2 separate regions of the Homo sapiens genome follow, and region 1 is linked to region 2. Evidence: chromatin contacts called from ENCODE Hi-C data. All regions are on one chromosome and are shown on one strand. The core of a region is the stretch at or near the end of the contact, and the rest is flanking DNA. Distances in the headings are between cores, read along the strand shown. Region 1 holds the start of ASTN2-AS1 (ASTN2 antisense RNA 1). Region 2 holds the start of LINC00474 (long intergenic non-protein coding RNA 474).

What was found. Hi-C counts contacts between places; a loop is a spot of excess contacts on that map.
Region 1: a map of posterior vena cava shows a loop between it and region 2 (3-fold over the local background). The contact joins the promoter of ASTN2-AS1 here to the promoter of LINC00474 in region 2. A Hi-C loop is called at or near these places in 1 of 168 maps with a recorded cell type or tissue (posterior vena cava).

The regions. Positions count from the first base shown.
Region 1 is chr9:116,499,281-116,506,199 of GRCh38, forward strand. It overlaps ASTN2-AS1 (ASTN2 antisense RNA 1), which reads left to right and starts at 5,003. Exons shown (of 12, transcript NR_033973.1): 1 at 5,003-5,064. The region is part of intron 19 of ASTN2 (astrotactin 2); the gene reads right to left. RefSeq lists an enhancer at 6,203-6,372.
Region 2 is chr9:115,922,869-115,929,670 of GRCh38, forward strand. LINC00474 (long intergenic non-protein coding RNA 474) reads right to left here and starts at 2,339. Exons shown (of 3, transcript NR_024032.2): 1 at 2,155-2,339.

The sequences.
Region 1 (6,919 bases), core at 3,753-6,252, 580 kb after region 2:
GGGGCACAGTAGCTATTCATTAAAGGTCGATTGAATGAATCAAGGCAGGGATGATGCCGGAGAGGTACTCATGACTCAGTCAAGGTTTTGTAAACACGTGTGGACAACTAATGTTCATCCCTTAAGTTTTTGCTCATACCCAATGTCTTTCAAAAAGCTCTTCTTGGTCACTCTTTGCCTTCACCTGGCAAAGTTTAGGGCCCCTCAACTGAGTTCCCACAGCTCCCTGTGTCCCTCTCTATTATAGTCCATAACTCATTGTCCTGTAATTACATATGTAGTTGTCTTCCTCCCCTCATGCACTGGGAGGATTATGGTAAGGTACCTGGCCTGTCTTAGTCACCACCTGAGCCCTAGTGCCTAGGCTTATGCAGAACAAGTGAGTCAATGAATAAGCATGGCTTCCTTTACCTGCTGGAAGAAAGCCCATGGGGTGGAAGATTGGGGGGATGCTAGGACCTCATTATGCATCAACCTTGGAGTTGTGTTGGAAACAGCAATCCCATGAGGCCACTGGGTCTTATGTAAAAGAGTACTGAGTAGAGATTCAGGGGACTGGTCAGTGCCCCTACCTTCTTATGAGATTCTGTACGAATAAGTTCATCTCCTCATCCACCAAAGCACAGGACCATAATAAAAAGAATGCTCATCAAGTTCTCCACCAGCCTTTACCTGATTCAGTCTTGCAACCCACCTAACTCCTGTTTATTTTCCTCTATATTTCTCTATCACTTTATCTATCTGCCAGACACCACACCCCAGGAAATCTCCCTAATTGATATGATTGCTTATTGATGCCTGACGAACCCTGGAGTTTCTGCCCAGCCTCACCCTTTGCTACAGCACCTCAGCCACCCACACTGGTTACCCATTAACCCTTTGACTCTACTATCCCTGTGCAGTGAGGATTGCTCTTCTCTTTCCACTGCCCTCTCCTTTTGTAAAACCCTTTTTAGTTTACAATGTATGCCTCCACCACCTCATTAAATTTAAGCTTCACAAGTGCATGATGAGGTGGGCACAGCACAATGGAAGTGAAAATTTCCATTTAGGGGAAGGTGAATCTCCGGAAAGGAATGTGGGTAGCTGAAGAGGTACTGGAACCAGATCACACATTTCTAACCCCTGATCCCGTGCTGCTGTAGCTATAGCTTGTGCTCTTGTCTTCTCATCCAGGCTGTGAGCTGAGCCATGACTAATACAGGCTTACAGCCACCCCCTGCAGTGGCTAACAAGGAACCCACCCTTACTGTGTCCCTCCAAACATGTTAGGCAATTCAATTCACTAACATGCTGATATCAAATCTCCTTTGAGAGGGAAAAGCAGCAGAACAGACAATATTGTGCTCAGCCCTGGGTTTGAATTCTGGCTTTGCTAAATGATTCTAAGCAAGTGACGTCATCTTTTTAAGCCTCATTTTCCACATCTGTAAAATGAATGTGAAAATATCTATCTCTAGGGAATCAATGAACTCAAATAAGAATTAATTTAGATAGTGTATGGGAAGCACCTAGCACATTGCCTTGCGTATGGTAAATAATAAACAGCAGCTTTGCTATTATCACTGTTATTTTAAAAAATACCAATTCATGAAACACTTTGTGTGGTGTAAGCAGAAAGGAAAAACTCAACAAACTAGGGAAAGTGAATTATCCTCATGTATTTAGCACTTTTTGATCCTCCCAAACCAGAACTGCACAAACTATGTGTCCCAAGATTAAAAACAGCTGAATGCCCAAACTTCCCTCCCTTTTCTAAATATACACCTCAAAGCCTGCCATTAACTAATAGCTGGGATATCTTCAGTAGATAAGGGAGACTATTTGTCTTTCTTCTTCTCCCCTAGGGTGGGAGAAGAACCCAAGCTCCAAACCCAAGTCTGACCAGGACTCCCCAAAGGCAATCTCTGGGAACCCAAAAGCACCAGTGGGGTGTTTGGTTTTTTGTTCTTGCGATAGTTTACTGAGAATGATGATTTCCAATTTCATCCATGTCCCTACAAAGGACATGAACTCATCCTTTTTTATGCCTGCATAGTATTCCATGGTGTATATGTGCCACATTTTCTTAATCCAGTCTATCATTGTTGGACATTTGGGTTGGTTCCAAGTCTTTGCTATGGTGAATAGTGCCGCAATAAACATACGTGTGCATGTGTCTTTATAGCAGCATGATTTATAGTCCTTTGGGTATATACCCAGTAATGGGATGGCTGGGTCAAATGGTATTTCTAGTTCTAGATCCCTGAGGAATCGCCACACTGACTTCCAGAATGGTTGAACTAGTTTACAGTCCCACCAACAGTGTAAAAGTGTTCCTATTTCTCCACATCCTCTCCAGCACCTGTTGTCATAGGTGGGAATTGAACAATGAGAACACATGGACACAGGAAGGGGAACATCACACTCTGGGGACTGTTGTGGGGTGGGGGCAGGGGGGAGGGATAGCACTGGGAGATATACCTAATGCTAGATGATGAGTTAGTGGGTGCAGCGCACCAGCACGTCACATGTATCCATATGTAACTAACCTGCACATTGTGCACGCGTACCCTAAAACTTAAAGTATAATAATAAAAAAAAAAAACAGCACCAGTGGGATTGAATGAGGTCCTGAGCCCATCCCATTCCCCAAACTCAGTTCTCCTCCATACTCGCACTTGCACACACACACAAAAAGCATATCCCCCTCCCCACTCCATCCCTGGAGGCAACAAGCCTCCAGAAGGGTGGGGAGAAGGCCCAAGCAAAGATGAGTCAGGTTTTCTGGTCATGCAAGCAACACCATTTAACCAGGCTGAGGTGAATCATTGAGAAGGAGGTGGGACCTGGGAGGTGGCAGAGAGAGGTAGATTTCCAAATGTGTGTGTGTGTGTGTATGTGTATGCATGCATGTATGTGAGAGAGAGAGACAGAGAGACAGGGACAGAGAGGCAGAGAGACATAGAGACACACAGAGAGAGACAGAGAGAGACACACACAAAAAACAAACACAGAGAGGAGACACACAACACACAGACACAAAGACACACACTCACACACAGAGAGAGGAGAGAGAGAGAGAAATAGAGAAAGAGACCAAGAGAGAACTACAGCCAGAAAATACTCAGAAAGACTGAAGCAGAAACTGAGAGCCACAGTGAGAGACAGAGGAGAAATGGAGAGAGAAAGAGAGAGACATAGATAAGAACACATAGGGCCAAAGACAGAGAACCAGAAATAAAAATGCAGAAAAAAGACAATCAGAGAGAAGTGGATAGAAGGTCAGAGACCTAGAAAGACAGATAGAAATAGAGAGACATAGACAGGAGTTGGTGAGGAGAGAGAGAGAGAAACAGAGAAAATCGGGGTCAGAAAGACCAAGACCAAGGCAAACAAGAAAAACAGAAGGAAGAAAGGAAAGAAGGAAGGAAGGAAGGAAGGAAGGAAGGAAGGAAGGAAGGAAGGAAGGAATGAATGAATGAATGAGGGAAGGAAGGAGAGAAGGAAGGAAGGAAGATGGAAGGAAAGAAAAAAGGAAGGAGGTAGAAAAGAAGAAGAGAATGAAGGAGGGAGGGAGAGAGGGAAGGAAGGAAGATGAAAGGAAAGAAAAAAGAGAGGAAGGAAAGAAGAAGGGAAGGAAGGAGGAAAGGAGGGAGGGAGGGAAGAAAGATGGAAGGAAAGAAAAAAAGGAAGGAGGAAGAAAAGAAGGGAAGGAAGGAGAGAGGGAGGGAGAGAGGGAAGGAAGGAAGATGAAAGGAAAGAAAAAAGGAGGAAGGAAAGAAGAAGGGAAGGAAGAAAGGAAGGAAGGAAGGAGGGAGGAAGGGAAGGAAGATGGAAGAAAAGAAAAAAGGAAGGAGAAAGGAAAGAAGGGAAGGAAGTAAGGAAAGAAGAAAGGAGAAAGGAAGGAAGAAGGAAGAAGGAGGGAGGAAGGAAGGAAGGAAGGGCACGGCAGGACCAGCTAGAAGGGCATCTTCTGGAGATGGATGCCCTTGAGTGACCAGGGAAGCTTTACTTCTGGTCTCACCGCTACTCGGGGCAGATGATCTGGGAGGAGGAGGGGGGGAGAGTGAGAGGGTGACTGGCATTTCCATTCAGCTCCCCTCATCTATCCCTCCCACCCACATATAGAGGTTTTCACTCTATTAAAATGACTCCCTTGCTTCCTCATTTATGTTAAAATTTTCCTTGAAATAAAGAAAAGGAAACAAGGTCACCCTTCAATCCACAATGAAAACTATAAAAGCGTTTTTAGGCTTGGAAAATTTAGCTGGTCAGTTTTTCCTACTGTTTAATAACTGCCTTGGGTTACACTGAATGAGTAAACATGTTTTACAAGCTTCTAATTCATACCTAACCCTATGAGTTCACAGCTTTACATAATATATACACACACATATACTATATATACACACATGCACACATACATACTGCAATGTAAAATATAAACACACATACATACTTAATATATATATGAGTGTGTTCGTGTGGTGTAAGTAATCTTTCCAATTTGTGCAGCTCATTAGGGCTTACAAAGCACGCTCTTTCCTCATTTAATCCTCACGATAATCCTGTGAGGTAGGCAGTTTAGGATTATCATCCCCAGTTTACAGGTACCTGTGGTTAAGGTAGAGAGACCAAGAACCCACAGGTCTCTAAGGCATCACAGTCCATATCACAGTTCTGCTCTCCATAGTCCCAAAGCTGACTTCATGAACTTGGGTAGTGCAGTGCCCACTTCTGGACCTGCAAGGACCCAAAACCATGGGGATCCTGAGGCATCATCTGTTTCAGGGCTTCATTGTACAGACAGGAAAACTAAAGCTCAGACTATTACTGCTAGCCTATAGGGTGCCTCTGTGCAAATTGGAAAAACAATAGAAAAATAAAAATCATCTCTTTCTTAAGATACTTCCCTCCCTTGTTCCAATATTCTGATTTGTTAGAACAAGACACTTGATCAATGATTAATACATGTTTATGATGTCTACAATTGGAATGGTGAGCTTTGGAATGTGGTAGCATTGTGAGCAGCAAAACCTGTGCGACTGCATCTGACATCGCCAGGATGGGGGCCCAACCAAGGTGAGGGCAAAGAGGACGGTAAGGGAGAAAGAAAGAAAGAAGGGAAGGTAAGATGGGAGAGACAGCACCTACTTTCTGAGGTCTAAGAAGAAAACCCATTTTACTTAAAGGACATTGAGATAATAATAATAACTAGTGTTTATTAAGCTCTTAATCTTTTCTGATACTTACAGTAACCCTGTGAGAGTGTTTCATATTGCTAACTACTGCTTGTATTTCTATCTTACACTCTCAAGTAATAATAATATTATTCAGAATAACAGTGACAATTGATATAACTTAAGCATTCACAATGTTAGATACTATGCCTAGTATTTCATGTACTGCATCTCATTTCAGCTTAATAACAATATGCCAGCCTGGGCGACATAGTAAGACCTCATCTCTACAAAAGTACAAAAATTAACTGGGTGTTGTATCGTGCATCTGTAGCTCCAGCTACTCAGGAAGCTGAGGTGGGAGGATCACTTGAGCCTGGGAAGTCAAGGCTGCAGTGAGCCAAGATAGTACCACTGCCCTCTAGCCTGGATGACCAAGTGAAATCCTGTCTCAAAAAAAAAAAAAAAAAAACCCAAAACAACAACAACAAAAAACACAAGTTAGCTTATTTCCCCAAATTTACAAATGAGTATATCAAGATTCAGAGAGATCCACTAACTTGCCTAAGGTCACTTGGTTAAATTGCGCAACTGAGATTTGACTATTATGAGGGAAGAGTAAAGGTCAGACACACTTTCACATCCTCTAAAAGTGACTGAAATGCTTTACATTCTCAATAATTACTAACTATGCTAGCACATCAGAGAACCCTACTTTGCATATGGGGCATCAATATCTCTGACTTCTCATCTCGTGTGCTTTTAGTATCTGATAGTCTACTCATTCCTTTAATCGCTTTGAGGCTACTGATGAATGGAACCATCTAGATCATGAATCCAGGGAGTCTCTGCTCTGTGGAAACAATGTTGGTTCCCGCTCAGCTTTTCCCTGGTGCCCAGCTCGCCTCCCTGTTTCCACCTCTCCCTTACTGGATACCCAATCAATGCAAATGGATCTGAGTAGTCATTAGAATTTATTTTTTAAGAAAAGCAAGGCAAAACCAAACCAAAACCAGAAGTCTGCCACAATATGCAAAGAACCACCTTTGGATTCCAATAAAACTGGGCTTCCTACCTTTAGCATCCTCTTGTGTAAGACAGGAATAAGAAGTATTACCATTTTAATAGAATGTTTCAAGGATTCAATGTGTAAAATATCTGACCCAGTGCTTCTCCTTAATGTATAAAATGTATTCCAAAACAAGAAGTGGCGATGGGTCGGGGGCACTCATGTTGCACTAGAACTTTACAGTGTACCTGGTATTTTCATATCCATCAACTCCTAGGCAATCCAAAGCCTCACTACTGCTCCAGCTAGAGCGCCTTCCCTCTCCCTTTGCTGACTACACTTCAATGACTGTGCCCTCCTTGGTGCTCCTGAGGATGCTCCAGGGGCTTTGCTATTGCTACATCCTCAGTCTGGAGCAGTCTACATTCAGCTAGCCACATGGTTCACTTCCTCCCACTTTCCGGTCTCTGCTCAAACATCACACCCTCAAAGAGGTTTGTCCTGATCACTGTAACTAAATGGTATGCCCCCAACCTCTATCCTCATACCCTATTTTTCTTTCAAACACATAGTACACTTTGACTCTGTATTGCACATCTATTACTTTACCATCATTGCCTCCCAACCCTCTGTACCGGGAACATAAGCTCCATGATAGGAGCTTGTTCAGTGCCTTCTCCTCAGCTTCTGGAATAGTGTTCGGTATGTAGTAGGTGTTCAATAAGTGGTTACTGAATGACTTAACTCA
Region 2 (6,802 bases), core at 1,089-3,588:
CTGTATGCCATGAAATGGAAAAATTAGGAAGAAAATAGCACCACCTCTCCCATCAAAGTGTTCACAGCCTAGTTAATAGAGACAGACTCAAAATATTTGACTTTAAAATAATGAGGAATTGGGTACTAATCATTTGTTCATATTAATGGGATACCTACAGACTTCATCTTTTCAGGCTGCTATGACAAAATATTAATAGCTTAAACTGGATAATTAATAATCAACAGATTTTGCTGCTTATATTTATGGAGGCTGGGAAGTCCAAGGTCAAGGCACTAGCAGATTCAGTGTCTGATGAGGGCCTGTTCCTCTTAGATGGCACTTTCTGTATCCTCACATGGTGGAAGGGGCAAGATACCTTTCTTGAACCTTTTTTATAAGGGCACTAATCCCATTCATGAGGGCAGAGCCCTAAGGACTTAATAACTTCCCAAAAGGCCTCACCTCCTAATGCTATTGTATCATGTTGGATTCTAACATGAATTTTGCAGTTTGGGGGAGTCACAAACATTCAGACCATAGCAACTACTATATGCCTGGCACTGTTCTAGGCAGTGGGGTGTACAGGTAAGCAAAGCCAAGCCTCACACTCAGTGAGCTTCTATTACAGATCTTTCAGTGAGGGAAATCTGAAAAGCCATGAAGTTTACAGGAGGAAAAGCCTTATTCTGCCTATGGTGGGAGTTTAGATCTGGCTTTTATGAGGATATGACATGTTCACTGCGCCCAGTAGAGCAAATGCAGTACTAACTCTTAAGGGTGAAGGAATGTTCATTTAACTATGGAGCATCTAATGCATGATGAATGTGGTTGTAGGAGCAGAGTTCCTGTCATGAAGTAGGTATTTGATAAATGTATCATATTTGGATCAATAACCCAAATCCAAAAATGAGTACTCATTTGAGGGTCCCTTCCCTCAAGGATCATGCAGTCCAGTGGAGAAGTTCATTCACTCTCATTCACTTATAACATTATGGTGCATGAAAAGAGAAGCCAAGAGTGGAAAGAATGGAAACTCTAAAACTCATACATTCCTCTCCTATCACCATCCTCCCAAACATCCGCTAGTCCCTCTGTTTCCTCCTCTGAAAACTTATACTGTTCTTGGGAGTTCTGAGTTGTCTGGTGTATCTGTTTCTTTTGCTGGGTGCTTCACCTTGGCTTCCTCCCAAATGCCTCCAGCAACTGTTTATTTTTATAAATGTTGTATACACAGGGCAGAAGATAGAGAAAGGGGTGAGCCAGAGTCATTTACGAAAGCACTTTGGCATTCTGCTCTGGAAATCATTTCCGCAGGAGGCTGCCCTGGACAGAGTGCACTTACTCTCAGACCTCCCATCCCCACTTCCAAGCAGAAGTCAATGCAATTTTTATTTACAGTCAGAAGCTCCATGAAATTCTGAGCCAAAAGGCTTCTTTCCTGAAAAGCTGGTAGTGGCCTCCAACATTCAGCTATCACCTTTAACAGGAACTCTTTGTTGTTTGCACCAAACAAATAACCAGACACCTGGGTCAGAAGCAGAATTAAGGACCTAATTCGTCTCCATCCATGGACATTTAATGGACACCTACTCGTGCAAATACTATCACAGCCACTGAGAACACAAGACATAGGATCCTAAAAGAGCAGGAAGAGGCTACTTTTATTGATGACATATCATATATTGTCATGATTTACATACATAAAAAAGATACTATCATTCTGCTTTACAGATTGGGGAAAGGAGGAAAGAAGGAAGGGGATGGAAGGGAAGGGGATGGAAGGGAAGGGAAGGTAAAGGAAGGGAAGGGAAGGGAAGGGAGTGGGAGAGGGAGAAATGGAAGGAGGGAGGAACAGAGGGAGGGAGGAACAGAGGGAGGGAGGATTTGAGGTTCTGTAACTTGTATAAAACCCATAGCTGATGAATAAGCTTTCTACTCATTTTCTCTTCATCACTCTTAAATCACAGTTTCACCTTCACTCTCCACCAAAATTGTTGTTATCAAGGTTATTATATATAAACCTAATTATTATAATGATTGACACCCACATTGCTAAACACAAAAGTCAAACATCAATTCTCATCTTGGTTTGCTGATTAGCAACATATAATACAGTTGACTGCCTCCTTGTCCTTAAAATGCTTTCTTCACTTGGCATCTGAGACATCTTACATGATCTGTTGATTTTCCTGGTGCTTCACCACCAGCACTTTCTCAGTCTCTTTAGCTGGCTTCTGCTTCTCAGCATCATCTTCTGCTATTGAAGTATCTCAGAACTCAGCCCTTGGACACCCTCTTTGCTTTATATACATTCACTCTCTTGGTGACCTCATTCCGTCTCATGCTTCATATCCCACCTGCATACCAATAGCTCAAATTTCCTCTATTCTGTACCACTTCTTTAAACTTCAGCTTGATATATACAACAGCATACTTGCTATCTCTCCTTGGGTGTCTCAAACTTATCATTTTCAAAATTGAAGTCCCCATTTTTCTCCATTAAACCTACTCCTCTGATGGACTCCCCAATTTCAGTTCATGGCAACTTCATCTTTCCCGTTGCTCGGAACAAAAAGCCTCTTTTGATTACACCCCACACCCAATCTGATGGCAAACTGGTTTGTGTTACCTCCCAAATACATCCTGGATCCAGCAATTTCTCATCATCTGCCCTGTGACCAGCCTGCTGCAACTCTCAGTCTTCTCTCACCCAGATTACTTCTTGGAGGCTCTTCCTTTGTATTTGCCCCATACAGCCTGGTCTTAACTCAGTCACCAGTGTGATCCTAATAAACCTGTTAGACTTGTGGTTCCGGAACTGACAGCTCTCCAAAGGCCTCTCGTTTTATTCAGAGTAAAATCCAAAGACCTTAAAACAACTGACAGGACCATACTCCCTGTTCCCTCCCTGAACTCACCACTTATACCCCACCCCCATCCCTGCCACTCTGCTCTGGCCACACTAGCCTGCCTGCTGTCCCCTCTGTCTGAAATTCTGTCCCCCAGAAACCTACACGGCTGATTTCCACATCTCCTTCAGGTCTTCACTCAGATGAGACTTTCTCAGCAAAGACGTACCTGACCCCTTTTCTTAAAATTAAAATCCTATCCCAACGTTTATTTTCTGTTTCCCTCTCGTGTTTTCTTTTTCTCCATAGCACTTACCTCCATCATGTATTCTATATATCTTATTTATTTTGTATATTTTATCTCATTTCCCATACTAGAAAGTAAGCTCCTACGGGCAACACTGGTCCTCTCCACTGATATATATGTAACTAATCTAATAATACATAAATAATAAATATTAATTGACAGCGAATAATTGTGAGACATATATCTCACAGCACTTTAGAGAAGCATATGTCATGAGTATGGGACCTTCAATTAATATTGATTAAGTAAATAAATCCACACAAGAAAGAAAAAGAGAGGCATCACTGAGGCTTGGCATAAGCAAGGAGGGCTTTGTGGAGAAGAAAATAAAAATAATTTTTGAGTACTTACTGCGTGCCAGATACTATGCTAAGTGTCTTAGAGCTATTATCTCATTAAACCCTCTTAATGACTCTGTGAAATAAGTTCATAAAATTATTGTGTCCATTTTACAGATTAGAAAACTGTTGTGTCAAAAGGCTAACTCACTTTCTCAAAATCAGTGCAACAATTTATATAAGAGGCCAGGAGCCAGACCTTTATCTCTCTGGTTGCCAACCATGGGGTACCATTTTAGAAATCTCTTTTAGATATGAAACTATCCTACTTGAATTAAAGAGAGAAAAAAAATCAGACAGTTACATTTGAAAAGAACAATTAAGTGTTTATTAATATATTTCTTTGTTTATTCAATAACTGTTATTATTAGTTCCTTATAGCAATTTATTATACTGTGTGCTGTACCCATAGGACGGAAAAATGAATGAAACATTGCCTGCTCACAGTGAGCTTACAATCTAGCGCAGCCTAGTTAGCGTAAAATTATCAGTATTTTAACAGCTTTGTGCTTTAAGAGCACAGAGGAGGGAGCAATTGATTTCCTTAGGGATGTAGTTATACAAAGAATATCTCAAAGACAGATGGCATCTAAACATAAGCCTACAGAATGGATTAAACCATTGCTAAATGCAGAAAGTGGTCTTCAGGCAGAGGCTGTAGCAAGAGTATGAGATCTACTCAAGGAAAAGAGCTTAGCAGGTAAAAACAAGGAGATGAAGATGCCTTAAGGGTGGTAGGAAGCCATTGCCACGTTTAATCTAGGTTGTGGGTTGGTCAGATCTGTGCTTCATTGAGGTCACTCTGACAGCCATCAGGGAAGATGGATGGCAAGGGATAAAAAGGGAGACAGGATGCTGGGTTAGGGGCCTTGTGACATCTGGGAGAAAATGGTGAAAACAGTTGATATGATTAGGCTTTGTGTCCCCACTCAAATCTCATCTTTAATTGTAGTCCCCATAATCCCCACATGTCAAGGGAGAGACCAGGTGGAGGTAATTGAATTACGGGGGCAGTTTCCCCCATGCTGTTTTCATGATAATGAGTGAGTTATCATGAGATCTGATGGTTTTATAAGTGTTTGATAGTTCTTCCTGCATTCATTCTCCTTCCTGCCACCTTTTGAGGAAGGTGCCTTGCTTTCCCTTTGCCTTCCGCTGACTGTAAGTTTCCTGAGGCCTTCTCAGCCATGCAGAACTGTGAGTCAATTAAACCTCTTTCCTTTATAAATGACCCAGTCTCAGCAGTTCTTTATAGCAGTGTGAAAACGGACTAATAGAAGTGCTAAGTCGGAAGAAGTGAGAATGATGACTCAGATATCCATGCTTAGAGAATTAATCAGTTATTCTCAAATTTGGATGTCCATTGAATGACCCAGGGAGCTTTAAACAACTCTGGGACCTCGCACACAGCCCAAACCAATTATATCAGAAATTTTGGGCATGGAGCAGAGTATCAATAGCTTGTAAGGCCCCACAGGTAATTCTAATGTGTAGCTAAGTTTGAGAATCACTGGTTTATGAATTACCGGGTCTGGATGACTAGTTGGCTATGACTGGGAAGGAAGGAGGACATAAAGATAGATTTTCTAGCTCACATGACCTGGGGAAACGCTATTGGTTTAAGGTCTTGTCTCTGGAATCAGAGTGGCTACAACAGGTGCTTGATGGTAGCCTTGGGCAAATGACATACTTCTTGCCTAGAAATAATAGTAAACTCACTGTATAGAATTACTGTGAGGATTAAATGAGATAATGCACATAAAACACATAGCATGGTGCCAGAAACATGAGTGCTCAAAATTTTTATTGTATAAATTAATTATGGTAGGCAAGAACAAGTCTATAGAAAAAAGTGTTTTTCAGATGAGTGATATTAAGTTTGGTTCTCAACATGTTGATTTTACAGTGTCTATAGGATATCTAGTAGTTGTTTGGAAATAATAATTGGTGTTCAAAAGGGAGTTCAATACTAGAGGTACAAAATTGGTGTAGTTCAGTGGTATTGTTTAAATCACATAAATATATCATTCAGGGAAAGGGTATAGTGAGATGAGAAGGTGAAAGACTAGTATATCAGTTAGTTCTAATTGTTCTAAGCCTCAGGTGTCTTTGCTGTAGAGTGAAGATAATAGTATCCTGTTTTACAGCATTTGTGTGGTAATTAAATGTGATGATGCAGGTAAAAAACATTAAAAATATGAGGCATCCAGAGTGCAAGAAGCGAGATGAGAAGAAAGGGAAACAATTTTCAGAAAAGTAGTTGTCAAGGAATAAGAGTTTGAGACTTGAGGGAATGATCTTTCATGTTAAATATACAAAATAAATAATTCTGGGACTTGGTGTTCCCTTTGGTCTTACGAACCCTTGAATTAAGGGGTATTTAGATAAGTATTAATTTATAGTCCAACTTTAAATATGAGCTTCCTAGCACAGAAAACAAAGAGGGAAATGCAATTAGTTACATGATTAAAATACTGCTTCCCATGAAGAAACAGTTATTTGCCTGTTTTGAAGCTGGAAATCAGTTTTGTTCCTAGGTCCTAATTGAAGGAAAAATGTGCAATATAATGGCGCATACCCTCTTCAATATCTCTAAAAAGCTTTTAAAAATGAGCTTTATGAGGCTGCTTCTCATAAAGTCTCTCTGTTTAACACTACCCCATAAATGCATATTTACTAGGGACCAAATGATAATATTGTTTAATAATACCATAATGATGAAATAAGCTACCATTTAGCGAGCATTTATTATGTGTCAAACACTGTGCAAAGTATCCTATTTACATTGTTCTGATGCATCACCAGAAGAGGAGAGAGGGCAAGTGTTATCCATGTTTTCCATATGGAAAATCTGAGGTTCCATGAGACTAAATGACTGCTCAAGCTTAAACCACCAGTAAGTAGTATGGCCAAGATTTAAAACCAAGTCTACTCACCTTCAGGGCCTGTGCTTTTGATACTGCTCTGCTCTAGCATTTAACCTACTGTTTTGTAAACATGGTTTTTTTGTCTGTTTGTTTGTTTGTTTGTTTGTTTTCTGAGAAGGAGTCTCACGCTGTCGCCCAGGCTGGAGTGCAGTGGTGTGATCTTGGCTCACTGCAACCTCTGCCTCCCGGGTTCAAGTAATTCTCCTGCCTCAGCCTCCCGAGTAGCTGGGATTACAGGCATGTGCCACCACGTCTGGCTAATTTTTTTTTTCTTTAGTAGAGATGGGGTTTCACCATGTTGGTCAGCTGATCTTCTCCTGGACCTCCTGACCTTAAGATCCACCCGCCTCGGCCTCCCAAAGTGCTGGGATTACAGGCTAGAGCCACCACGCCCGGCCT